2 separate regions of the Homo sapiens genome follow, and region 2 is linked to region 1. Evidence: chromatin loops called from intact Hi-C (ENCODE). Cell type or tissue: psoas muscle. All regions are shown on one strand.

The links. Hi-C counts contacts between places; a loop is a spot of excess contacts. Peaks named below come from ENCODE experiments on the same cell type or tissue, not always from the same donor. Only the 100,000 strongest peaks of a DNase experiment are listed, where the experiment ranks them.
Region 2: it touches region 1 in a loop (14-fold over the local background); 1 of 110 quality-filtered maps calls a loop at or near these places.

Annotation. Positions count from the first base shown.
Region 1 is chr15:101,398,466-101,403,465 of GRCh38, forward strand. It overlaps PCSK6 (proprotein convertase subtilisin/kexin type 6), which reads right to left. Exons shown (of 22, transcript NM_002570.5): 7 at 1-111. Among named protein-coding and RNA genes, the nearest start is that of PCSK6-AS1, 67 kb to the left of the region's middle. In psoas muscle, no CTCF peak of the experiment used is centred here; no DNase peak of the experiment used is centred here.
Region 2 is chr15:101,313,131-101,318,130 of GRCh38, forward strand. PCSK6 (proprotein convertase subtilisin/kexin type 6) reads right to left here. Exons shown (of 22, transcript NM_002570.5): 20 at 246-375. Among named protein-coding and RNA genes, the nearest start is that of PCSK6-AS1, 19 kb to the right of the region's middle. In psoas muscle, no CTCF peak of the experiment used is centred here; a DNase peak (open chromatin) is centred at 2,827.

The sequences.
Region 1 (5,000 bases):
CGTCGTCGTCCGGCCCCCAGCTGGCACTGTAAATGTCGATGTAGTTGGGTCTGATGCCCAGCGACTTTGCCTCGACCACATCTGTGACATCGCCGTCCAGCATGCGGATGCCTGAAAGCACAGAGGAGGCTCGGTGTCGGCGCCCAGGCTCCGGGCACACAGCGACGGGAACCCGGGCCCAGGAGGCTCGGATGAGGACACCGCATCACAGAGTCCCTCCCCAGCAGGGGCTGTTCCCAGTCATTCTGCAAAACTGGCTCCTCTTCTCCATGCTGGCTGATGTGAAAGAACTCAGGCCAGGGCAACAAAAGAAAGCAAGCTACGTCCCAAAGAGAGGGTTCAGCTTCCCTCAGTGCTATGATGTCCTGCTGGTATCTAAAAATGCATATTTCTGTTTTTTATTTTAAAAAACAAGACCTATTATTATTATTATTATTATTTATTATTATTATTTTGAGACAGAGTCTCACTCTGTCACCCAGGCTGGAGGGCAGTGGTGCAATCTCGGCTCACTGCAAGCTCCACCTCCCGGGTTCAAGTGATTCTCCTGCCTCAGCCTCCCGAGTAGCTGGGACTACAGGCACATACCACCATGCCTGGCTAACTTTTATTTTTAATAGAGACAGGGTTTGGCCATGTTGGCCAGGCTGGTCTCGAACTCCTGACCTCAAGTGATCCACCTGCCTCAGCCTCCCAAAGTGCTGGGCTTACAGGCGTGAGCCACCACTCCTGGCCAAAAGGCACATTTCTATAATGGAACTCCAGAGGCTTTCCACCTCTCCCAGCTGTTGAGAGTTCACATCTGTTTCTCTCTCCTTTATAATTCCACTCCGACGTATAACTTATGATGAACCAAATGATGAGCTTTCAACCTGGAAGACAGAAGCCCGCACCCCAGGTTGCAATGGAGGGGACTGGGGTCTTGGACTTCGCTGGCCAGCTCATCTCCATTTGGGTTTGGGTTCTATGTTCCCTGGAGGGGTCTTTAGAGGTGGAGAGTCCAGCTTCCTCGAGAGCACCCCAAAAAGAGAGGGGTGAGGGGCTCCCATAAGCCTCTCCCAATGCCTGCCATCCCAGCCAGGGGCGTCCCTTCTTGCCTCATACTTGGCATTTGCCTTTATTACTGGGTGCCCTCTGCAGCCAGAAAGTTGCCCCAGCAACAGTGCCTCCCCCAGAGAAGGCATCTGAGAAAAACCTGGCATGAAACGGGGAAGCAGGGGGTAATGACGGCCATGGACACACTCTTCCTGGATTCTAGTAGATACAGAAAGTCGACTTCTCTGGGGCTCAGAGAATCTTGCCACCCGACCCTGGGTCAACTCTCTTCATGGCCACTTGACACCCACAGCTCCCCACTCAGAGGCCCCCGGGAGCCCCTCACCCACGGGGCCCAGCTCTGTGTGTGCGATGACCATGCCTTCATCAAGACGAATTCTAAATCTTAGAGCTATTTAAGACGTAATGGAAAAGAGGACTTCTTCTGATTGTAAGAATAGTATATGCTCTTGCCCAAACTTTGGGAAAAAGAGAAATAACCAATAATATTTTGGCTATTTTCTTTTCTTTTTTTGCTTTACAGATGGGGTCTCACTCTGTCACCCAGGCTGGAATGCAGTGACACAGATCATAGCTCACTGCAGCCTCAAACACCTGGGCTCAAGCAATCATCCCACCTCAGCCTCCCGAGTAGCTAGGATCACAGGTGCACACCACTGCACCTGGCTGGTTATTTTCTTCTAGTCTTTTTCTTTGCCTCTGGCATATACTTTCTTTCTAAATCCTTTTTTTCCCCCACTGAGCTTTATACAGGGCATTTCCCTGTGCCATTAAAGACTCTTCCAAGGCTTAGTGGCTGCAGCTCCCTGCCATCATGCACACACCCCTGGCCCAGGCAGCTTCCTTCTGGGGTTCACCTTCTGAAGTAGGGGTTCCCCACCTTACCCATACTAGTCTGCGCCTGTTTGTTCTACATTCCAGAATCTACATCAACACGTAGTGCATACTCAAAAGCAGCAACTTTAAATATGACTGACTTTAAAAAACAAAATAGTGAAGTTTTCCCTGAGGTTAAAAGAGGTGGTGCAGGACTCATGCAGAAGAGCAACAGGAAGGAGACCCTGGAGGTGACACCCTCCCTAGGTGCTCAGGGACAAACATTTTACGTGAGTAGAATCCTGCTGTCCCATCCATTTGTACGATAATCATGGGTGTGCTCTTTTGATGGAAACTGCTGGGCAGAGATCCCTAACACATACATTTCAAATGTTCTTGTCCTATCATCTTTCACCCAGTAGCACATGGATTATAAACATATAACCAAATGTACTTCTTCACTTGCCAGGGTAAGAAGCTTCCAACCTAAAAGGAATTTGAAGATGATTTCGCTGCAGTAAATTCTTCCATTCCATCCATTCATTCTACCCAGTTTTGAAGGTTCAGGTTTCCCTAAGGTTTTCCCCTTAATATATGCCCTGAAATTTCCCAGGCATGAAGCAAGACAGAGAATACAAGAGTCACCAAAGGCAGTTCTTGGGAGGCCAGGTAGGATAGTTGGTGGTGGGAGAGGGAGGACCACTCTAGGGCTCGGCATGTTGACCTTAACACTTAGGTGGGACACCAAGCTTAACTGGAAACTTCTGCTCCAAAAGCCTGGAATTGTATTCAAAATCAATGTCAGAGAAATTTACACCAAGGCAATAGCAAGGTTGAGGCATAGGAGACATCAGAAGTTCAACAACAGTGCTAGAGACATTCGGCAGTGTCAGCCACGTGGGCGTGGGCAGCGATGGAGGATGGGGCTGAAGTCACGGGAAGAGCCATCTCTTCATAGCTTGAAAGCCTACTATGAGCAGTAGGAATAAATGTAACTTCAGTGTTATCTATCTTCTCTTCTCACTCCACCTGTTTCCCTTCCTCTCTTTCCTACCTCAGCGAGCTGGCTGCAGGACGGCCCAGGGTAGCCACCAGTGTCCAGGCACTGAGATGGCACAAGGCAAGTGGACTTAGATGCCTCGACGCCTGCTCCCAAGGGGAGGTCCACAGAGTGGAGCTGTCACTCACAGTGAGCCTCGGAGCCAGCAGGAGGGACGTGGGGCATGCCACAGGTGAAGACCTTGCCTTCACCATCAACTGTGACCAGGTAGTGACTCTGAAGTTCTCCCGTCTCGCTGAGCCTCAGTCTTCTGCACACTGCAATGATGACACTTATCATATGTAGAGGGATGTCAAACAAATGAAATCGGATGATCCGTGTAAAGGGTCTGGCACACAGTAAGCATTCAACGTGTGTGTTTGCTGCTAGTTTGACCCCACTGAGCCTCAGTTTTCCCATCTGTAAAAATGGAGGTAGTATCAATATTGTGAAAATGGCCATACTGCCCAAGGTAATTTATAGATTCAATGCCATCCCCATCAAGCTACCAATGACTTTCTTCACAGAATTGGAAAAAACTACTTTAAAGTTCATATGGAACCAAAAAAGAGCCCACATTGCCAAGTCAATCCTAAGCCAAAAGAACAAAGCTGGAGGCATCACGCTACCTGACTTCAAACTATACGACAAGGCTACAGTAACCAAAACAGCATGGTACTGGTACCAAAACAGAGATATAGATCAATGGAACAGAACAGAGCCCTCAGAAATAATGCCACATATCTACAACTATCTGATCTTTGACAAACCTGAGAAAAACAAGCAATGGGGAAAGGATTCCCTATTTAATAAATGGTGCTGGGAAAACTGGCTAGCCATATGTAGAAAGCTGAAACTGGATCCCTTCCTTAGACCTTATACAAAAGTTAATTCAAGATGGATTAAAGACTTAAACGTTAGACCTAAAACCAGAAAAACCCTAGAAGAAAACCTAGGCATTACCATTCAGGACATAGGCATGGGCAAGGACTTCATGTCTAAAACACCAAAAGCAATGGCACCAAAAGACAAAATTGACAAATGGGATCTAATTAAACTAAAGAGCTTCTGCACAGCAAAAGAAACTACCATCAGAGTGAACAGGCAACCTACAAAACGGGAGAAAATTTTCGCAACCTACTCATCTGACAAAGGGCTAGTATCCAGAATCTACAATGAACTCAAACAAATTTACAAGAAAGAAACAAACAACCCCATCAAAAAGTGGGCAAAGGATATGAACAGACACTTCTCAAAAGAAGACATTTATGCAGCCAAAAGACACATGAAAAAATGCTCATCATCACTGGTCATCAGAGAAATCCAAAACAAAACCACAATGAGATATCATCTCACACCAGTTAGAATGGCAATCATTAAAAAGTCAGGAAACAACAGGTGCTGGAGAGGATGTGGAGAAATAGGAACACTTTTACACTGTTGGTGGGACTGTAAACTAGTTCAACCATTGTGGAAGACAGTGTGGCGATTCCTCAGGGATCTAGAACTAGAAATACCATTTGACCCAGCCATCCCATTACTGGGTATATACCCAAAGGACTATAAATCATGCTGCTATAAAGACACACGCACACATATGTTTATTGTGGCACTATTCACAATAGCAAAGACTTGGAACCAACCCAAATGTCCAACAATGATAGACTGGATTAAGAAAGTGTGGCACATATACGCCATGGAATACTATGCAGCCATAAAAAATGATGAGTTCATGTCCTTTGTAGGGACATGGATGAAACTGGAAATCATCATTCTCAGTAAACTATCGCAAGGACAAAAAACCAAACACCGCATGTTCTCACTCATAGGTGGGAATTGAACAATGAGAACACATGGACACAGGAAGGGGAACATCACACTCTGGGGACTGTTGTGGGGTGGGGGGAGGGGGGAGGGATAGCATTAGGAGATATACCTAATGCTAAATGACCAGTTAATGGGTGCAGCACACCAGCATGGCACATGTACACATATGTAACTAACCTGCACATTGTGCACATGTACCCTAAAACTTAAAGTATAATAATAATTAAAAAAAAAGAGAGAGAAAAAAAAATGGAGGTAGTAA
Region 2 (5,000 bases), 85 kb before region 1:
TATTCTGCTTCCCATCTTATCCCGCTGCTGCACGGTGTCTGCCCACAGCAGGGACCCAACAAATATGCATCCAGTGAACAAAGGGACGAAGGCCCCTCAGCAGCTCTGTAAATGGGCTCCTGTCCACAGTGGGGTGATGCAACATGCCCTCCCCGGCCCCTGGGGAAGATGCTGCCAGACTCTGCCCTCCAGGCACTCCTTTGCTGGACACAGCTGCCTGCCGTTCCCCGCCAGGAGGACCGTACCTTCGACACACTTTGTGGGGCAAGCCCGGCATCTCTTCTGGGTAGAAGCCCTCACCACAGGCTGGCACACACTTCCAGTCGTGGAAGTGGAAGTTTTTCGCACAGTGAATGCACTCTTCTCTGCCTGGCCCTGAGAGACACAGGAAAAGAAGCAGGTATCAGGGATGGCTGGCAGAAGACCATGCCCCAGGCCTGCTTCAGGGCCTTGTGAGATCAGGGGTACCATTCAGGAGCCCCCAGGCCACCACCACAGCTGCCATTTCCCAGGTTCTGTGAGCTGGGCCGTCCTCACCCACTCCCAGGAGGTGGGCATCGCCATCACCATTTCACAGACGGGGACATCGAGGCATGAGATGATCTCAGAGGGAGCACACCTGCCCACTGGCCGTGCCACGATGATGGGCCCTGTTTCCAACAGGCCTAGGCCCACCTCTGCTCCCTGAACACTTGGAAATCCAGTGCCAAAGTCTTCATATAAAAAATATAAAACAGCTCATTTATTTTTTGTATGGATACATGTTGAAATGGCAATATTTTAGACACATTAGGTTGAATAGGATATGTTACTAAAATTATTTTTGCCTGTTTCATTTGACTGTTTAAGATATGGTTACTAGGCAACTTCAAATTGCACCCGTGGCTTGCGTTTGTGGCCCTTCCATTGCACAGAACGCTGTAGAAGATGACGGGGGAAGATGAAAGAAGAGATCTTTGGGAATGGTGTTGACAGGTGTTTGGTGTGTACAGCCAGGGCGTTTTCAACAACAGAGAAACAAATGCCTAAGACTAAGGGTTTATAGGGCAGGGAGGAGAGACTCGAAGACACAACAGTTCTGAGCAAAGGGCCACGAGTCATGGAGGAAAACCTTCAGGTTGGCTCAGGGTCCGAGGAGGACCTGTCGACCTGGGTCAGATGTTGGACTAGTTGACTAGATAGCACCTCCTCTGGGCCAGGTGTCTCCAGGGAGCAACTGATGGGACGTCAGAGAGGGGCAGTGAAGTAGTCACTGACTGACAGCGGAGAGGGTTACAGGCAGGGAGGAGATTATCTCAGGGGCTCTATGATAATCACAATGCCCAGGTAAACCTCCTCACAGCTGCTTCAGTTCGATTGTGGTCGCAGATCGAGGCCTTGCAGTCTGCTCTGGACTCAGATGGGGCCTCTCGCTGCATCAAGGGAAAATCCCTTTGCAGAGGTTCCGGAGCCTGGAGGGCTCAAGCACAAGGCCCTGGGCTCTGGGGCTGGCTTCACACCTCAGAACCACAGCCGTAAGCCTGGGAGGGAATTCTGAGCTCCTGCAGGAGAAGCTCCTCCTTGGAGAGTCAGGAAGAGTGAAGCCGAGAAGGCCACAGGGTTTTGAGCAGGAGGCAGATGTAGGGACCTCAAGGGGCCTCTTGAGGACCACCGTCTTCATGGCAGGTGTCTCCCTCTCTTCCTGAGGTGCGGTGGAAGAGCTGTGCCCCGGGGGCGGGACTCTGTCTGGTTTATGTTGTTCTGGAGCAGAGGCTGCTCGTATGCTTTGGCCAATGCCGCCCCTCCCCATCACTGGTCTCTGGGAGCATCTGGTGGGTGGGTCTCATACACCAGGCGGGGTGCCACTCTGAGTGGGGTTTGGGAGCTGTTCAGGGCCTGCCGTTGTACCTCTCACGCCTCACCTGCTGAACCCGTCTTCCCCACTATCCTTCCTCCAGCACCAGGGTCCTTAACACCTGTGGAGCCTCCCAAGTGGGAAAGAAAGCTCATTCTTGTTTGTACTTAAGTTTCATGCTCAATGTATTAAGCTTCAAAGTTGTTAAAACACATTTATTTGGAGGTGGTGGCGATGGTGGCACACAAATGTAAATTCACTTAATGCCACCGAACTGTATGCCTAAAAATAGTCAAGATGGTACATTTTATGTGATGTGTATTTTACCGCAATAAAAAAGCTGTTAAAGTGGGTTGATTTTCTAAGCGACCTATTTTCTCAACTACTAAAAAATATGAATTTCATAACTCAGTGAAAGTCTTTTAAGGATTCCATTAAGTCGCAAGTCTCTATAGACTTTGAACACTTTAAAAGCACCCACAATCATAGCAATAAGAGCAGAACGGGCTGTGCTTATACAGGACCTGCTATGTTGTTTGCGGGGCCCAGTATAAAGTGAAAACATGGAGCCTTTGTTCAGAAAGCTGGAAGAATGTGCCACGACAGGGACTAAAACAGAAAGCGTTTTCCTTTCTTTTGAATCTCTCTTGGTCTGTTGTGGTGTTTCTCATTTGCTGTTTCAAGTAGTGCCGTCTCAGGCACAGGACGCTCATGCTTGAGGGCTGACCGTCACAGGTGCTTGGGGCACTGCCCCGCAACTTGGTATGTGTGTGCCCTGCAGGCTGTCAGCTGCTAATCCACATGCCATGCCCCAGGTGGGTAAGTCGCGTCCCACGGGGCCACTGCATTAACCCAGCTGTGCCAGCAGCCCCGAAGGATTACAACCTCCATGCCAGGACACACGGGGCACCTGGACTCAGGAGGATGAGAGGCTCATCTCGATCGAGTTGCCTGCCAAGTGCACTGGGGCACTGTGAGCCAAGGGTGGGGACAGATTCCGCCATGCCCTACCCCAAGCACTCATGCCTGACTCCGACCCTCCCCACGACTGTGCCCAGGCCCCTGGGTGGGTGGTGGACAGCAGTGGTCACTGAATGGGAACAGGGAGGGGAATGCCAGGTGGGCCTGGGTCTCCAGGGCACAGGAAGTAGGCAGCTGAGAACAGCTGCCTCCAATGAGGTCCACACCTGACATGGAACAAGAAGCCTCCAGTGACTCAGAGGAGGAAAATGAGGTCTCTCTCCCAAGAGGCTGCCAGGGGATAGATGTACACGTTCCCAGGAGCTTAGAAAGAACCCCAGGCCAGAGGGCATGGGGCGCAGGGGAGACCCCCAGAGCTGTGGACCTGCTCACCAATGAATTTAATAGCTGAAGTGATGGAGAAGTCACTGGTTTGAGATGAGAATTCCAAGGGACTCTATAAAGCTTTTTGCCATCAGGCAATCTGGGGACTCAAAGAAAGAAAAGTGAATTATTGAAATCAAAGAGTTGCAAAACTGTATGCCTGAATGTTATGGATTCAAGTGACTACGAAATTTAAATAAGCAACATCAGTGATGCTGCCTAATCCATCTGGGCTAAATAAGTCAAAGAAATAATAAAAATAATAGACAAAAAGGCGACAGGCAAACTGCTGGGGAAATCTGCTGAGCTGCCAGCGGGTGGAACCCATCCAGATGCTGAGCACTGTGGCCTTGAGGGCTGCCCCAGGAGGGAACTGAGGAGGACATGTCTCCCCTGGGTGGTCTGAGGTCAGCCTGGCAATCATAGGAGGACACTGGCCTTGGCCACAGCCTTGTTCATCAGGCCTGTCTATTCCAGGACATACGGCAGGGAGCTGCATGGGGTGCTCATGGCCGGCCACGTGGGGAGGGGTGTGCCCATTCTGCAGGATTTCTGAGGCACAGTAGTATCATGGAAACTGGTTTAGCAGAGACTTAATTCTGTTTTTTTTTTTTTTTTTTTGACAGAGTCTTACTCTGTCGCCCAGGCTGAAGTATGTAGGGGTGTGATCTCAGCTCCTTGCAACCTCCACCTCCCGGTTTCAAGCAATTTTCATGTCTCAACCTCCCCAGTAGCTGGGATTACAGGCGCCTGCCACCAAACCTGGCTAATTTTTGTATTTTTAGTAGAGATGGGGTTTCACCATGTTGGCCAGGCTGGTCTTGAACTCCTGACCTCAGGTGATCCACCCGCCTTGGCCTCCCAAAGTGCCGGGATTACAGGCATGAACCACTGTGCCCGGCCAGTAGAGACTTAATTCTTAAAGTATTACTGCAGAAAAAGCTCATATGATGTGAGTTTCTTAGAAAGGACCAAAGTACCAAGGACAGGAAGGAGAGAGGAGAAAACTTAACCCAAAACATATCCGAGCCCACAGACTGATGGTGCACTTCAACTTACTGTGCAAATAGCTCTGCAAAACAAAATCCAATAAAATGAATGAATTCTCTGCTATTCTGCATAAAAACTGTGCCTGGGAGACATCTGTGCCATCATCTTTGTGGGCAATTATAATACATGTAAAATTGTTTATAGAATTCTTTTCCTCTTTGAAAAAATGTTCAAAATAAGTGAAGATAGGCACAAAGAACTAAGGCTATGTTTGAAAACATCCCCATCCCCACCTGGATCCATTCCCGCCTCTCCCAAAGCCCTCTCAATGTTTATGGTGTTGTGTTTCTGTCCGCGCCGTTCCACAGCAAGAGCTGAGCTCTGAGACAAGATGGCTTATGAGTGGTGAGCATCTCTTATCCCTTTCCCCATCTGAAATAAGCCACTGCCTGGCTGGGTTTCTAATGAGAACCTCAGGCTGCGTGTTCAAAGTGGGCCTTTGCATTGTTTTGGGATTTTGTTTCAAATTTAAAAACATGGTTTTAAAAAAAATTTCCAACAAAACGTTTTCCTTTTGTGGAGAACGGGGTCTCACAGCTTTGCTGCCCAGGCTGGTCCTGAGTTCCTGGGCTCGAGCTGTCCTCCCATCTCTGCCTCTCTAAGTGCTGGGGTTATAGGCATGAGCCACTGCAATGTACATAAAATCTACCATCTCAGCCATTTTTAAGTACACAGTTCAGCAGCATTAAGTACATTCACACTGTTATGTAACCATTGCCAGCATCTATCCTTAGAACAATTGTCATTTCTCAAGTTGAGACTCTGTAACCAT